2 separate regions of the Homo sapiens genome follow, and region 2 is linked to region 1. Evidence: read pairs that join two places in POLR2A ChIA-PET (ENCODE). Cell type or tissue: GM12878. All regions are shown on one strand. Each heading gives the region's core, and the rest is flanking DNA. Links, peaks and the distances in the headings are about the cores only. Region 1 overlaps LY86 (lymphocyte antigen 86). Region 2 overlaps RREB1 (ras responsive element binding protein 1).

What was found. ChIA-PET counts read pairs that join two places held together with the same protein. Peaks named below come from ENCODE experiments on the same cell type or tissue, not always from the same donor. Only the 100,000 strongest peaks of a DNase experiment are listed, where the experiment ranks them.
Region 2: POLR2A ChIA-PET joins it to region 1 with 8 read pairs; 1 of 35 experiments calls an interaction of 5 or more read pairs at or near these places.

What each region holds. Positions count from the first base shown.
Region 1 is chr6:6,634,580-6,639,579 of GRCh38, forward strand. The region is part of intron 3 of LY86 (lymphocyte antigen 86); the gene reads left to right. Among named protein-coding and RNA genes, the nearest start is that of LY86-AS1, 14 kb to the left of the region's middle. In GM12878, for the core only: no CTCF peak of the experiment used is centred there; DNase peaks (open chromatin) are centred at 953, 1,482 and 2,422; H3K4me3 peaks cover 346 bases; H3K27ac peaks cover 2,713 bases.
Region 2 is chr6:7,127,266-7,139,543 of GRCh38, forward strand. The region is part of intron 1 of RREB1 (ras responsive element binding protein 1); the gene reads left to right. Among named protein-coding and RNA genes, the nearest start is that of RREB1, 25 kb to the left of the region's middle. RefSeq lists an enhancer at 9,747-9,816. In GM12878, for the core only: no CTCF peak of the experiment used is centred there; no DNase peak of the experiment used is centred there; H3K4me3 peaks cover 902 bases; H3K27ac peaks cover 1,883 bases.

The DNA.
Region 1 (5,000 bases), core at 1-5,000:
TCTTCCCTTCCTTTTCATTACGTTTCTTAATTAGATGTTTCTCTTCTGGTCCTGGTTCATGCTGAACACTAGGACCTGTGATCCTCCCAGTATCATTCATTGCAGAGCCTTCTCAATCTCACTGTCTGCATCAATTCAAAATTCTGTCTTAACAATAATATCTAGATCAGCAGTCAGATCCCATCAGTTAGATTTCTATGGCCTCCTCTATTTCTGTTTCAATGTGCTCCTTTCCACAGATCTAGGAAATGAAGGGAATTTGGGGGGAGTGCTGGGAATGCAATCTGTTTACTGCCTAGATTTGGAAAAAATCCACAAATGCTTTCTGCAAAATGCCTTACCCTCTGCGCTGCTGGAGTAGAAGACAGGGCTAAACCACCTTCCCAGCAGGTGCTACTTGAAGAAATTAATCTATGCTGATGACCTGACAACCTCTCTAAAGCATGCTCCCAGCCATGGCCCCACTACCATGGGCTTCATGATTCAGTTGTTTCATGTTCACTGCACATACATTAACAAATGCAAGCCCAGGAATTCAGGCATTGATTTAGGCTATAACAGAAGGGGAATAAGCAGCTTAACAGAAGCCTAAATTTAAAAATACAGTAGTCTCCTCTTACCTGATAGGGACATGTTCCAAGACCCCCAGTGCATGCCTAAAGCCATGAATAGTAACAAATTTTATATTTACTATTTTCCCCATATATACATATACCTATGATAAAATTCAATTTATAAATTAGCCATAGTTAGAAATTAACAATAACAACTAATAAAATAGAACAATTATAACAATTTACTGTAATAAAAATATGTGAGTATGGTCCCTCTTTCTCTTCCTCTCTGCCTTTCTCTCTCACTCTCTCTCTCCCTTTCTCTCTCTCTCTCAAAATACCGTAACATTTTCAGGCCACAGTTGACCACAGGTAATTGAGACTGCAGAAAGTGAAACTGCAGATAAGGGGGACTATTGTCTACTGTACATGTTTTCTAGGGTATCACCTATGTTATACTTGTTTGCTCACCTTTGATTTCTGGGCCATTTTAGACTTCCTGCTCCTTCAAAAGCTGCAGGCTTTCCATCCCCGCACTTCATTCCCAACCTTCCCCAATCCTAGCTTCTGGTCCTGCCCTTCAACTGCTGCCAGTATCCCCAGTGACAAAGTGGCTGAGATGGGAACTCATGTGCCTTGGCTCCTCTTCTCGTGGATGGATCTATAGAGCCATGGAGGGAGTGCTAGCTTTCTGTGACCTGGAAAATTGCACTATTTCACCTGCCATTATTATCCCCACTGTCATTTTGTAGCTGCAGGCAGCATGTTACCAAAACCAATATTATTATGGAAGCATTTCCTGTCCCCTGACTCATCAGACTGCAGTGCTGCCGCTGGAGAGCAGAGACCTTAGCCCAGTCCAGTGGTTCTCAACCTTGAGCAGGCATCAGCATCACCCGGAGCCCAGGTTCAACCACAGTTGCTGGACCTAGCCCCAGGGTTTCCAGTTTCGTACATCAGGTGGGGAGTCTGAGAATTTGCATTTCTTACAAGTCCCCCAGTGAGGCTGATGATGCTGGCCCAGGGACCACACTTTGAGAACCTCTAGCCTGGTGGTTATGCACAAGATTTGAAGCCAGACCTACATAGAGCTGAATCTTTACTGCCACTTACCATTTATGTGAACTCAGACAAGTAACTTAATCTCTCTGAGCCTCAGTTTCGTCATCTGTACAATATAGAAAATACAAGTGACCTCATGGGATAGTCATAAGGATAAAATGGGATAATACACATATAGCCCATAGAATGGCGTTCTGCACACAGCAAGCATTCAATAAGTGATCCATGGCAGCAACTTTGTGCAGCTGATGACAGGTTTCTCAAGCAAGGGCCCTGAGCCCCTCAAGTCATCATCTGTCTCAGACTGGAAGTCTGCATTTTAACAAGGCCCATGAAGAGGCAGTGGAGTCATTGAGGCTTAGAAGTTTAAGACCTTTTCCTTACAGGTAGCAGGAAGATGCCTTTGGTCTAAGCCTGCATATTTTCTGATGGTTGAACAAGGCGAAGTTTCCCTGGCCCTCTTGTCCCTGTGGGGAGAGAGTGTCATTTGCATCTCTCATGGAATTGGAAATTTGAAGCACCATCATCTCCCCTTCATTCCTTTCTTCCTTTCATGTATTATTCCTTGTCTCCAGACTTCAATGGTAGATTTCCTGCTTGTAAATACCAGGCAGCTGCTGCTGCAGCAAATTCATGCAGAATCACCAAAAACAATGGTTTACTTATTGCATTAGCCGAACTCCTACCCTCGAACTGCAAAAAAAAAAAAAACAGAACTAAAAGCAGTAGCCACCCTCTAGAGGGTACAAGCAATGACTAAGCAAAAGAGTACTTTTTCTTGCTAAATGGAATGAAAGGAAGCATATTGGTTTTTTTTTTTTTTTTTTTTTAATGAGAAGGAGTCTCGCTCTGTCGCCCAGGCTGGAGTGCAGTGTGATGTGATCTCGGCTCACTGCAAGCTCCGCCTCCCAGGTTCATGCCATTCTCCTGCCTTAGCCTCCCGAGGAGCTGGGACTAGAGGCGCCCGCCATCACGCTCGGCTAATTTTTGTATTTTTAGTAGAGACAGGGTTTCACCTTGTTAGCCAGGATGGTCTCAATCTCCTGACCTCGTGATCAGCCCACCTCGGCCTCCCAAAGTGCTGGGATTACAGGCGTGAGCCACCGCACCTGGCCACATACTGTTTTTTAAGGAATTCTAGAGCCCTGGGTGCTTTCTCCCCATCCTCAAATGCAAGCATGTTTGTAAATGAGCCAACCATGCTGCAACTGTACTTTGACATCAGTCAATTCTTTATGTTCCTTGAGCCCAGCATACTATGACTAAGGATGACCTAGGACCAGAAATACTTTTAATTTTCTAAGACAAACTTCTTTACAAATCCTTGACCGTTATGGAATTTCATAAATCCAGCTCAGTGACATACTTTGATGTAATAATCGTTTAGGAAGCTAATTAAGATGGCCAACTCACGACTCCCCCACATCACCCACTTGGATCCCAGAGCTGCTGGTATTTGCATTTTAAGAAACTAAACATCCCGAGAGCCCTGAGTGTGTGAGCCCGGAGCCCCCCAGTGTGAGAAACGCAGCCCTCTGTGATGTCTGTTTGTTTAGCTTTCCAGTCGCATTACTCTTTCCCAGGGTTGCCCAGGTTTCTGAGGATCAAGTCAATTTCTTCTCTTTGCTTCCATCATCATCTACTTCATTTCCATTTCTAGGAATCTAATCAGCCCACCAATTTATAAGTCGTATTTTGAATGTCGTATGAAGTATTTGTCCACAAAATTTAGGAACTGGTTGGTAGGTGGAACAAAAAAACTTAAATTCTTTTTGTTTTGCTGCTGGAAGTTAGGTATCTCTCAGAGGGGGAAGCTGGACAGCAGACAAACAGGGCTTGCAGACAGAATGCCACTGAAAAAGTCATTTTCCCTGCTAGGCCCCGCTTCCTCAGCAACGACTAAATAGTCGGCACCATCCAGACAGTAGCTACTGGCCCCTGCAGCCATTAAGTACTAGGAGCATGGCCAGTCCAAAGTGAAATGTACAGAATACACACCGGATTTTGAAGACTTAGTACAAAGTATGAAAAAAATAATGTAAATATCTCATTAAGACTCTTTATATTGGTTCCATGCTGAAATGGTAATATTTTTAATAAGTGGGTTAAACAAAATATATTACTAAATTAATTTCACTTATTTCCTCTTCCTTTTTTTGTATAGTTACTAGAAAGTTTTATGTCGCATATATGGTTCACATTATATTTCTCTTAGCCAGTGCTGATCTAGAATTGCACTGTCCAATATGACAGCCACAAGTCACATGTGGCTATTTGAAGAATTTACATTTAAGTTAAATTAAAAATTCAGTGCACCAGTCCTACCAGCCATATTTCAAGCTCCTAATAGCCACACATGCCTGGTGACTACTGTATTTGATGGCGTAGACACAGAACATTCCCATTTTTGTGGAATGTTCTATTGCACAGATCTGACCTAGTAGTATCTATACTGCTCTATTTTTTTTTATTATTATTATACTTTAAGTTTTAGGGTACATGTGCACAATGTGCAGGCTAGTTACATATGTATACGTGTGCCATGCTGGTGTGCTGCACCCATTAACTCGTCATTTAGCATTAGTTATATCTCCTAATGCTATCCCTCCCCCCTCCCCCCACCCCACAACAGTCCCCAGAGTGTGATGTTCCCCTTCCTGTGTCCATGTGTTCTCATTGTTCAATTCCCACCTATGAATGAGAACATGCGCCCAGCCATCCCATTACTGGGTATATACCCAAAGGACTATAAATCATGCTGCTATAAAGACACATGCACACGTATGTTTATTGCGGCACTATTCACAATAGCAAAGACTTGGAACCAACCCACATGTCCAACAATGATAGACTGGATTAAGAAAATGTGGCACATATACACCATGGAATACTATGCAGCCATAAAAAATGATGAGTTCATGTCCTTTGTAGGGACAGGGATGAAACTGGAAATCATCATTCTCAGCTCTAAAGTATTTTTAACAGTCCATCCTGAGTTCGTTTGTGAGTTTATGTTAGAAATTCTACTCTCTGGCCCAGCCCTAAACCCAAGCACTTTCTCTTCTGCTCAAATCCTAGGTTACATCCGTGTCATGGTTCTGAAGGGCCCTTTGTGGTGAGCACAAATACAAACAAGCCACAAGCCTTGTCCCTTCTCAGGCTCATCACCTGGTCCCTCCTTTCTTAATCCAAGGCCGCTGTATTAGCTTTCTATAGCTGCTGTAACAAATCACCATAAACGTAGCCATTGACAACACCATCAATTGATTCTCTTACAGTCTGGATATCAGAAAGCTAGCATCAAAGTATCATAGAATTGTGTTTCTTCTGGAGGCCCAGGGAAAGCCGGCTTTCTCGCCTTTTTCAGTTTCTAGAGGCTGCTGC
Region 2 (12,278 bases), core at 3,448-8,447, 500 kb after region 1:
TAACCCTTTAGAAAATTTAAGTCGGAGAGAAGACAAGGTGTTTAGCAAACTGCAGTGTGAACTTGGAATTTGGTATTCTCTTTAACAGAATAACTTCTTCCCTTTTTTTTTACAAGAGATTTTTCAACCCAGGATATGTGGGCTGCCTTCTGAAGCCTTGTTAAATGATAGGGGAAAGGTGGGAACATTTATTTTCAGCAAATATAATTCAACAATGTTTAGACTTCCCTAATTGTGTTGTACTAGTTGGTACTTACTTAAGGTCATTAGAGATTGGAATTCTTTAGAGGAGAGGGACTCATTTCTCAAAAATATTGAGGATGGACACTGGGAGCTGAACTGGGACAATGTATTCCTCGTAACCACGAGTTTGGTGTGTCAGTTGGGAGTGACTGCAGGGTGGGATAGGTGTGAGCAGAGGGCCAGCTAATTTGCTGTCTTGATGACTCTGTGGGTGATGGCTTTAGGGGCTGGCAGCGTCTGGTGGAAATAGAATCTGTTCAAAAGGTGGAGCTGCCTTACAGCAATTGCCAGCTCGCTGCTCACCTGCAGAGCATGTGCCCTCATCTGGGTCACGACTCTGCCCCTCAGATGTTCCTGGTCCTCTGCTTGGATCCACCCCCTTCACTGCAGCTGAAACAGCCAACAAAGGAGCATCATGTGCCCGAGGCCTGAAAAGTTAGAGTGGATGTGAAGGAAGTCAGACTGCAGGCCCCAAAGACAATTAATGGTGTAGTAATTATTGTAGAGGCACAACATTGCCTTGTACTCTCAGGTTTTCAGAGTCCTCTGGGGAAGAAATACGAATTTTTTATAGCCTGACTTTATACATTTCAAAGCTTGTACTCATGGACTAAGGGACTTGGATGGGAGGGTTGTGCAAAATGGGGGTAGGCCTCCTGTAAACTTGGTGGGTTGGACAGAACACATACCTCAATCATTTCCATCACTGAAAACAGATTGTTTCATTTTATGATTTTCCGAATTGTTGGCGAACATTTTTTGTTTAGTTTTGTTTTTTCATGTGTTCTCGCATTTGAGATTGTGCAGGAGGAAGTAGGATTCTGGTAAGCTGAAGTGGAGCTTTTGGGGGACCTGGAGGGGAGCTGGGTTGGAGGCAGTGTCTGAAAGTGCTGCTTTTAGTGGGTTCGACCAGGGCACACTACTTAGGGGAAGCAGAGCACCATGTATGTCTCTGTGTGTAATCATCTCAACAACTTCATGAGGTGTAGCTGTTATTTTCTCCTTTTTAAAGACAGGAAACTGAGGCTTAGAGATGCTCCTGTTTCTGAGATCATGCAGCCAGTGACACATGACCAGGAAGCTTTATGGCAGGCTTTAAGAGTTGTTCTTTTAGATAATCTCAATATACGGTGATACCTGGAGAGTTTCTACCACTTGACTCAATTTGTTTGTCTTGGGGCCGGGCGTGGTGGCTCACACCTGTAATCCCAGCACTTTAGGAGGCCAAGGCGGGCAGATCACCTGAGTTCAGGAGTTCGAGACCAGCCTGGCCAATATGGTGAAACCCCATCTCTATTAAAAATAGAAAAATTAGCCAGGTGTGGTGGTGGGCACCTGTAATTCCAGCAACTCGGGAAGCTGAGACAGGAGAATTGCGTGAATCCGGGAGGCGGAGGTTGCACTAAGCTGAGATTGGGCCACTGCACTCCAGCTTGGGCAACAGAGTGAGACTCCGTCTCAAAAAAAAAGTTATGCTTTTGAGCTTAACACATTATTTGAATACCTCCAGCTTCATCTGAAATATCCTTAATTGAGCAATTGCTATGCTAGGTTTAGGCATGGTGGAGTTTGGTGTTTCTTGCCTTTGGGGAGTTGACATTATGAAAGGAATTCTTATGCCATGTGGACCCTGAGCCAAGTTCCCATGGGAAGGCCAAGGCTCACAGAAGCTCGCAGGAGTGGGTCTGCACTTCTAGGAAAAGCACAAGTAGGGGCTGAGAGCCCAGCAGGAAAGCAGGTTGGTTTTGAGTTTACAGTGTAATTTGGTGTTGAGGAAGGTGTCTGAGAAGATGGGTTGGAGGGATAGTGGGGCAAGGTGGAAGGTGGGGCAGGATTTGACCTTTTCTTCTTAATTTAAGTGGTAGGGAGTCCAAAGTTTTTGAGTAGAGAAGTCACAGTTGGCCTGCTTAGGCCTTGGAGACACCCTCAACAGTGGGCATGTGGTTTGTGTGTCTGTGCTTTGGGTGACTGCCGTGGCTCACTTCACTGTTTGCTTTTTGGCCTGAGGCAGAGAGTGCCTCCCATGGCAGCTCGTACAGGATGAACCAAGAGGCAGCACCCAGGATATCTGAATTGCCTAAAGCCACTGCAGTGATGTACACACATAGCGAAGCTTTATTTCTTTACAGCCATAGACTTGTTGAAAAGCTGAATCACATACTTTGCTTGATATTTGACTTTGTGGTTACCAATTCCAGGTGAGCCACCTTCGAGAGGGGTAACATCCTGTTGTCGGAAAGGTGCAGCCGGGCAGCAGGGAACCTGGGTTCCACTTTAGCCCTGACATAGAAGGTTTTGGTTCATGTCCCTTTGGTCTGGTAGGCCCCTTTTTGGTGCTTGTTTACGGAACTGATTTATCTTGTTTATAATGTTGGTAGACGGGTGTATATACCAAGACCTCTGGTTTACTGAAGGTAGGGCCAAGAGCTTTCCAGCAGTCTGTTGAGTGGAGCTACGGGTCAGTCAGCACACCTGGCCCAGAGCACCGTGAGCTGGTGAACCTACTTGTCCCAGGTGTTGTAGTGTGGCACTTGAGCCCACTCTACTGACTCTCCCCTCCCTCACTCAATTTTGGAGTCTTGCTGTCTTTGCCTGTTGCTGTTCTCTGCCTCAGCCCAAAAGGAGACAAGGAGTGCCTTCACCTGCCCTCACTGGGGGCAAGAGCAAGTCTGGATAAATGACTTTTACTGATAATTCCTCCAAATCATTTTTATCCTCCATAGCCAACACTCCTTCCTCTAAAAACCTGCAAAGTAGTAGTAGTAAATCCCTTTCCATTCCTCTCCTTTGCTCTTTCAGGCCTCTGGTAAAGCTGGAAGCGCCTGAAAGAGAGGCAACCGAAGCCAAGGCTGCCATAATCCACGCGCTCTGGACGTCACCCTGGGTGACTCAGATTTGGTTGCATTTGTCATTTCACAACCACCTGCATCTGATCCCACTGTGTGGGCAAACTGTCTGCTGGGAGTCTCTGCCTGGTGCCTGGTCTTGGGGGCATAGTGTTCTTCCCCAGAATTGCTTTTCCCAGCTGTTTCTCTATAGCTTTAGTCATGGGGTTCACTAGTGAAAGCTGCCATGCCTACCCTCCCCATTTACTTTTGTTAGTAGTCATTTCTTTTTTTTTTTTTCGAGATGGAGTCTTGCTCTGTCACCCAGGCTGGAGTGCCATGGCGTGATCTTGGCTCACTGCAACCTCTGCCTCCTGGGTTCAAGCAATTCTTCTGCCTTAGTCTCCCGAGTAGCTGGGCTTATAAGCACCTGCCACCACACCCAGCTAACTTTTGTATGTTTAGTAGAGATGGGGTTTTACCATGTCGGCCAGGCTGGTCTCAAACTTCTGACCTCATGATCCATCCACCTTGGCCTCCCAAAGTGTTGGGATTACAGGCGTGAGCCACTGCTCCTGACTGTTAATAGTCATGTCTTTTTTTTTTTTTTTTTTTTTTTTTTTGAGACGGAGTCTTGCTCTGTCGCCCAGGCTGGAGGTCAGTGGCGCGATCTCGGCTCACTGCAAGCTCCGCCTCTCGGGTTCACACCATTCTCCTGCCTCAGCCTCCGGAGTAGGTGGGACTACAGGCGCCCGCCACTGCGCCCGGCTAATTTTTTGTATTTTTAGTAGAGACGGGGTTTCACTGTGGTCTCGATCTCCTGACCTTGCGATCCATCCACGTCGGCCTCCCAAAGTGCTGGGATTACAGGCGTGAGCCACCGCGCCCGGCCAATACTCATTTCTAAGAAGCAAATATGTACCATCGTATGCCAGTCATGGTAAATGCTTTCTGTGCATTATCTTCATAGTCCTCACAACAGTCCTATTAAATTGGTATAATTATCCTCATTTTGCAGATTTGGAAGGTGGCATTTGGGGAGGTTACCCTAATCTTTTCAGTTACCTAACTTAATGTACAGGAGGCATTATACCTCTTGCAGTCTGTATTTCATCTGATTTAATCTTTGCATCAACTTAAAAGTTCACTGTTATTTCTGTTTACAGATGAGGAAGCTGGGGCTTAGTTTAAATAACTTGCCCAAGGTTACTCTAGCTAGTTAGTGAGGGAGTCTGAATTCAAACCCAGGCCAGTGTACTCCAATACAAGTGCTCTTCATCTTTTCACTTCTGCATTTGTTTTTTAAGTAAAAATATCCACTTTTGGGCTGACAAAGCTGATAGCTTCTCGAACTCCTGGCCTCAAGGGATCCTCCCATCTCTGCCTCCCAAAGTGGTAGGATTACAAGTGTAAGCCACACGCCCGGCCAAAGCTGATGGCTTCTATTGGATTTGTTTTCTAATGCTTTGTCCATTTTTAAATGGGGGAAGAAAGGGAGATAATGTACTATAGGTTAAGCTCCTTGAGGACTTTTTTTTTTTTTGGAGACAGAGTCTCCTCTGTCATCCAGGCTGGAGTGCAGTGGTGTGATCTTGGCTCACTGCGACCTTCACCTCCTGGGTTCCTGTGATTGTCGTGCCTCAGCCTCCCAAGTAGCTGGGACTACAGGCACATGCCACTACTCCCAGCTAGTTTTTGTATTTTTAGTAAAGATCGGGTTTTTTTGGTTTGTTTGTTTGAGACAGAGTTTTGCTCTTGTTGCCCAGGCTGGAGTACAATGGTGCAATCTCGGCTCACTGCAGCCTCTGCCTCCCGGGTTCAAGCGATTCTCCTGCCTTAGCCTCCGAAGTAGCTGGGATTACAGGCATGCGCCACCATGCCTGGCCAATTTTTGTATTTTTAGTAGAGACAGGGTTTCATCATGTTGGTCAGGCTGGACTCGAACTCCTGACCTCAGGTGATCTACCTGCCTCGGCCTTCCAAAGTGCTGGGATTGCAGATGTGAGCCACCGTGCCCAGCCGAGATTGGGTTTTACTGTGTTGCCCAGTCTGGTCTCCTGGGCCTCAAGCGATCCATCTACGTTGGCCTTCTAAAGTGGTGGGATTAGAGACGTGAGCCACCACGCCCAGCCACTTTTTGTTCTTTTTAAGCATTTTATTCACTGATGCCTCCCAAGCGCTTGCCATAGTGCCTGGCACATACTAGGTGCTCAGTCAGTATTTGTTGAAGGAATGAATGCGGTAGGGGTTATTTGACCTGTTTCACAGGTGGCGATATTGACACAGAGCAGTTGGGTGTCTTGCCCATAGGCATGCACCATTGTTGAAAACAGCTTTTGCTCTTCACACACAGATCTTTTTTTTCTTTTAACAGATTTTTTTTTTACAGGTATAAAATGGAAGTCATTAGACCTAAGTGATGGGATTGTAGAGTGTAATATAACACACTATAAATACCCCGTGTCTGGTATACAATGTCAACATTCAGTAAGTGACTGTGTTTGTTGTGGTTGGAGCTTCTTTTCTGCATGTGCCCTCATTTTGGGTAGGGTTGCCACACAGATAAGGAAACTTGAAAATTTGTGAGCCATGGAAACCTTTTAAAAACATGTTTAATTAATGCAGTGTTTCTATCTTTGCTATACTATCCATCAAGCAATACAAGTAGTCAAATTGGTGATAGGAGTTCACATCTATCCTGAGCAAGTCGACAAGTGGGTTATGACTGGCAAGATTTGATTAAATGATATTTGCATTTTCCCTGTTTACAATCGTAGAGCATTGCACTGGAAGGGGCCTCAGGGAAGCATGGTTCGTTTCTTTTCCTTATACCTCCTTAGCTTACAGGTGAGGAAAGTGAGGCCTGGAGAGATGCAGGGGGCAGGCTTGATGTGGAACTCTGGACTTGCATGTCACATTCTCTTAGACATCAGCTCACCCTGCCAAATCCAGGTGCCTGGACGGGCTTGTATGAACTTTTGTGGTGGAGCCACAATTATTCCTACTATGATGTTAGTAGCAGATTGTATCAATAATCCACCAAGAGCCAATACATCAAAATCAGGACTGTTTAAACATTGTTTTTTACCCATCATAAAATGTTCTTAGCCAGGCACCATGGCACACCCGGGAAGTCCCAGCCACTTGGGAGGCTGAGGCAGGAGGATCGCTTGAACCTGGGAGTTTGAAATCAGCCTGGGCAACATTGTGAGACTCCATCTCTAAATAAGTAAATGAATGAATGAATGAATGTTCTTATTCATTGTACATAATAAGAAGGAATATGAAGAAAAAACAAGTTATCCTAAATTAAGATTATAAATAGTCCTAAGGATTAAAAATTATTTTTTCATCAGAATTTTAATTATTTCACTGCACCTATGCCCATAATAGAAGAATTATAAATGAACCCAAAGGAAAAAACATCTAATGATGCAAAAAGGAAAAAGGAAAGTAAAATTGTTTATGCCCACAAGTCAGAGATAAATCATTGTTGATACTTTACTATTTCCTTTTAGGTGGTTTTCTATGGATATATACACATATTACAAAAATGGGATTTATTGTGGACAATAAAACCCATTTTTGTACATGTCTTTATACCATATGTTTTACAATTTTAATATGATATGACAAGTCTTTTTTGGTGTATTCAAATATTCTTGAACATGAAAATCACATTTTGATGTGGCATAATTTTGGGGGGCAGGGTCATAGGCTAATGTTATAATTATTTTGCATTCCCTGGGCACTCATTGTGTGAGTGAAGGAACCTATCTTCTAGGTTACATGAAACCAACATAGTATTAAACTTTTTATGGTAAATTGTGAATATGTAGTTCATCAGAAATTTATTTTAAAGAGAAAAATACTGAACTGACAAAATGTGTGTGTTTATTTTTGGATAGCATGTGATCTGTCTTATTACCCCAAACCCGTGAGGGTTACTGATGAAAAACAAATTGAGCAGTTCAAAAAGTCCTTTCGCTAGAGGGTTGGCCTCTCTTGAGAGGAAGGTGTTTGTTCTCTTACATAGGGCACTGTGTTGTGAATGTTAGGAATGATGTGATGTGTCCTTTATCTGTGGTTGTATTTTTACTGGATGTTTTTCTTTAATCAATGTCATGTTATTTGGACATTCTAGAGCAATTATTCCCCATCTTTTTAAATGTAAGATACTCTTTTAATGTAAAAAATTTCCAGACCAAGTGTGATTTTAATTATTTTTTTAGATTCTGTTGAGAAGCTCTAATGACAGAAAAACTCTATCGACATTTTAGTGGCACTTATCTTTATTAAATACAGCAGCATTTTCATATACTTGCAAAATAATTGTACATATATGTGTAAATTTAATTGATTTCTAGATGCTTGATGAGCAAATGAATAAGTGGATCCCTTGAAATAGCTCCCTGGAGGGCCCCTGCCCTAGAGGAAGACAGATCCTGCATATGTAACCCTAAAGTCTAATGTCAGGAAAATAACGATTAGACTAGTTCTGAACCGCAAGTGGAGTTCTGTAACTAGAGCTAAACGCCACTGTATGACAAGTTAGGAAGATATATTTTCTTCCACCTGTTCATACACTGAACGGTTTCCAGAGCAGCCCTTGATATCACCTCATTTTCCTCATCATTTCAAAGAATTCTATTGGGAAAGAGAATGCAATCAGCCAGATTGTAAGAAACATTTGGACATACTTAATGACTCTCCCTTGGCCCTTTTAATTAATCTACTGTGATCTATTAGAGAGAGGACTGGGTTTGTTAGCTAGGAGACTAACGTAAGGTCCTGAATGCAAGCCCAACCTTGATTATGATTAAAACAGAAAAAGATATACTTCACACCTTGGTTTTTCCATCTCTAAAATGGGTAGAATTATCTTCCTTGTGCCTTCTTAGGAGGTGACACAATGATACCCATGGGCAGCATTTTCTTTCTTTTTAATCAGTAAACGTAAACAAAAACCTTTGTAAGGATGGAAGCTATTGGAAAGTACCATATAAAGGATTAGGACCGTAAATCCAGGGAAATTCTAAGCATTCTGAAAGCTGCTTTTAGGCAGGGCAGCAGCCAAAAGACCAGCTGGTAGATTGAGACCTTTCTGAAAAACCTGACTTCATTCTCTTGTGGTTCCATTTTCCTTTTTTTCAAATGGGGTCTAGTGGCTTAGCTGTGGTTATTCCACAGCTGATGCCTCTTTCATTGCTGTTCTTCTGGTTCTGACAACAACAGCATTCTTGCACCACTTAACTCTCCAAGATGCAGGCAGGGGAGGTGACTGCCTCATTTCTGATGTGCTTGTTAGCTACAGGAAAAGCATCTTAGTATTCTACCTTTGTCTAGGACTTGGGACTGGGAGCAGGTATTCCGTTTAAGTTTTATGTGCCATCTGTATATTTTCAAAAACATTTAACATGATCTTTATTTCAAGCTTTTATAGCCCTTTCAAGTTGCTCTAGGGGACTTAGCAAAACAGGTAGACAGTAAGTATGGATCAACTGAGCACAGGAAAGAATGGGATTTGGGAAGATCACATTGTTTGGATTTTCTGCTGATACTAAAGCTGGATTTTTACTACACAGGCAGGGAGAAATTACTGTCCTGTGGTGGACCTGGTGAGAGAGGTGGCATATGACTAAGCAAGTCAGCTGACCTCAATTAAAGGGCTGTGACCATCTGTACAATGGGACCAGTACCTCCTCCAACTGTTGGTCTCAGCTGAGTGAGATTCCCATGTCTGAGGAGGTGATCAGGGGTGATGATGACTTTTGATGGAACTGACCTCACACAGGTTTCTGGGGGAAAAAACCCACCAAACTTTATTTTAAGAATTCTAAAACAATTTTACAATTCTGATTTGAGTAGAAGTTTGATTTGAAAAGGGACTTCATCTGCACCTTCTCTCTTGCCTTTGTTTATAGATGTCAGTAATGCCCGTATTTTAAAAAGTTGAAATGAGTTATAAATTATATCTTAAGGATTTTAGTTTGTTTTGAAGAATTGTTTAATTGGCTAGGATTTCTCCCCCCTTCAGTAGCTTCAGATCCCAATGGCTAGGCAATATGGAGATAATAGTAAACAGGATTTTGTAAGAGATGTTATTTATTTATTTATTTTTAAATAGAGATAAGGTCTTGCTATGTTGCCCAGGCCGGTCTCGAACTCCTGGGCTCCAGCAACCCGCTATCCTCAGCTTCCCAAAATGTTGGGATTACAGGCATGAGCCACTACCCTCAGCCTGAGACATTATTTGAGGAGGAGGTCATGAATATATAATTAACTTAGGAGTACAAATGAAAAGTTTTCTCTTGAACCTACCTTTTTGAACAGAAGAGGTGATTTTTAGGTATAATGGTGTGCAAAGTAACAAATAACAGCCTCTAAAGACATTTAAAACAATAAATAAAGCATAAATATCTTTATTCAGGATGAACTGAGTTCTGAAGCCTGATGTTTTCAAGAGTTCTTTATTATCAGGTGGCTTGTGAAAGCCCGTCGTTAACCAAACGTGTTGTGTTTGCCTCAGAATTTTATTAAAAAGGTATGCATAGGTTCATATCCCCCTTATGTGAGGTGGCAGTGAAACAGAAACTTGATAGAAATATTGAGGAGGGGAAAAGATGAAGCCACCGCGGCACCTGGCCTCCCTCTTTCACTTCCCTTTCCAACTCTGCTCCTTTGAGATGTTCTTCGAGAAGATGGAGGAAGCTTGCTGGGTTTAGGGTCATCACCCAGGATCTGGCGACGGGAGTGCCTCAACATGGGGAGTTCCCTCCCCAAAGCCCAGAGCTAATTCGTCACATCCAGCTGCTGTCAGGAGTTGAGCAGTCCTGTCCCCTGGCTTTCCTGGGAAGGCCTGGGTGGAGGCGGCAGGAGCAGGCAAGGGACCAAGAGAGTGCCTGCTAGACCTGATGCCTCTCCCTTCCCCCCTGAGCCCCCAGGGAAGGAGCTGCCTTATAGACTCGGGTACAGGGAGGCAGGGAATAGAGGGTTGGAATCCAGAAAAGAGGGTGGAGGGCATGACTGCAGTTACTGCCATTGTCTCAGGACAGACAGACCAAGCCCTGGTACAGAAATTGTTTGGCTGTTGGCCTTTTCTCTTCAGATGTTTACATGCAGGAAGTGCCTTTGATAAAGTATGGTTTGCTAACATGAGTATGATATGCATGCGCATTTTTGGATGCCAAACACATAGGCAGATGAAACTAAGAAGCCAGATGCTAAGATAGTTGTTGATGAATTGAAACTAGCCTAACTGGCTCCACTGTTGGAGTCATTTGCTCAAACTACTCCAAACTTTTGTTTGGTCTACTGAAAACATTAGTTGGAAAGGTACAGCGTTAATTTAAGGCAGGGAAGCCTCCAGCACGTGAGAGTCGTGTCTCTCTCGGTGATGCTGGGAGGGAAGGATGGGAGATGAGAGTCATTTCACGGCCGCCTAGCTCCTCCTCTTCCTCTCCCTGCCCTGGAGCTGCAGCCTCAGCTTTCAGAGTCTCTTGCCTGGTGGTAGGCCCGGCGAGCGGTTGGATTTTAAGTATCTCAGTTATTTTCAGTATCATCAGTCATCACTTTCAGAGTTCCTTTTCTTTTTCAAGGGTACCCAGTCTAACTGTTTAGCTCCTTTTCAATAGCCCTCCTCACTCACTTACGCCTAGTCAGGAAGATTAATAATGTTAACTGATTTACTATCACTGCAAAAAGCATTAGTTAATTAGACTTTTACACCTCAGTCAGATGGCATTAGACACCCTTTGTGCACTTTAACTCAAGGATGTTAAAGACCTAAATCTTTCAGAAAAAAAGAAAAGAAAGAAAAAGGACAGGCACTTTTCCAGTTTAAGCTGCATGTTGGTCCATGTTAATTAGGCATTTGTCCTTTAGTCTGGAGGTGATAGAAAATGCCAGTTACTGTGGTATTTAACTGACATCAAACTCCTGTCCAAATAATTCAGTTGGGCCCAGCCTTCTCTCTTAATTGGTGGGAAGGAAAACTTCGGCACACACCCAGAATAGGGAGGAAACTGTTACGTTGAACATTTTGAAGTTTCATTCTGAAGGATCTGAAAGACACTTGAATATTTTTTAAATTAACTATCCAGTTGAGCTTTTTAAAAACAGTAACAAAAGAATCTCCCCTCAAACTTGAGCTACCCCAAATGATTAGCTTTTGTAAGTCTTCAGAAAATGAAAGTTTAGTCATTGTAATCCAAGGTCAAAGTGGTGGTTGTTATCCAAAGCTCTTATAGATTTATGTATCTGTTTGGCCCTGTTTTAAACAGTGCTCTGAAAATTGACAGTTTTCTAGCTCACACTCGTATTTCTTTATTAATACCAGAAATTCACAAGTGGGTTAAGGCACCCACCAGTATACACATTTAAAAATCAATATATGCTAGCATATTGGGACAAAAGTGACATGAATATGATTGTTTCATGGGAGCAATTAGATGACACTTTTTTTGTTTTGTTTTTAAAAGTAACTTGTTCCTAGTTGCTGGAGAAGGTAATCCTCCGTAATAAGAGTATAGTTTACCTTATTCATGAGTTACGTAAAACAATTACAAAAATAATGAAAAGATTTTTTTTCTAACTTAGTAGGTAGCCTTATTTGACTCTAAACCTTACTCACTTTTGTGTATGGTTTCTAGCCAAAGGTTCACACATGTGAGAACATTTCACTTTTAGTACTGAACTACTTTTTCGTGCACTGAATGAATACAATATGTTAACACTCCTGTAAGGCCCAGAATTGCTTGGCTGCCCCTTGCCCTGCCTGCCTGGTACTGGCTGAAAAGGTACCATTGTTTGTTCTGCAAACACTGAGTGATGTTTGTTTCCAAGGTGACTGGTTCTATTGCTGCCCTTTAAGCAAAGGTGGGAGGGGGGATGGGGGAGAGAGAAAGTTGGCTTCAGACACCTGAGAGCATCCTGTTCTGGGTACAGTGTGTGTATGTATATGTTTGTAAGTTGAAATTTTATTTTAACTGAGGTAATTGGAGAAAAAGGGATAGTGTAGAAATGGGAGGAAAAGACAGTATCAGTAAGTTAAAAATATCAGTAGGTTCTGATGTTTAACTCAATATACTTTGAGTGAATGTAATGGTAAATGTTAAAATTAAAGATCTGGTTTGACTGAAGTTAACTTTACATTTGGAGTTAAGGGGAGAAAAATAGATAACTGTTGAAATGTTAAATTTATTTTTGCAT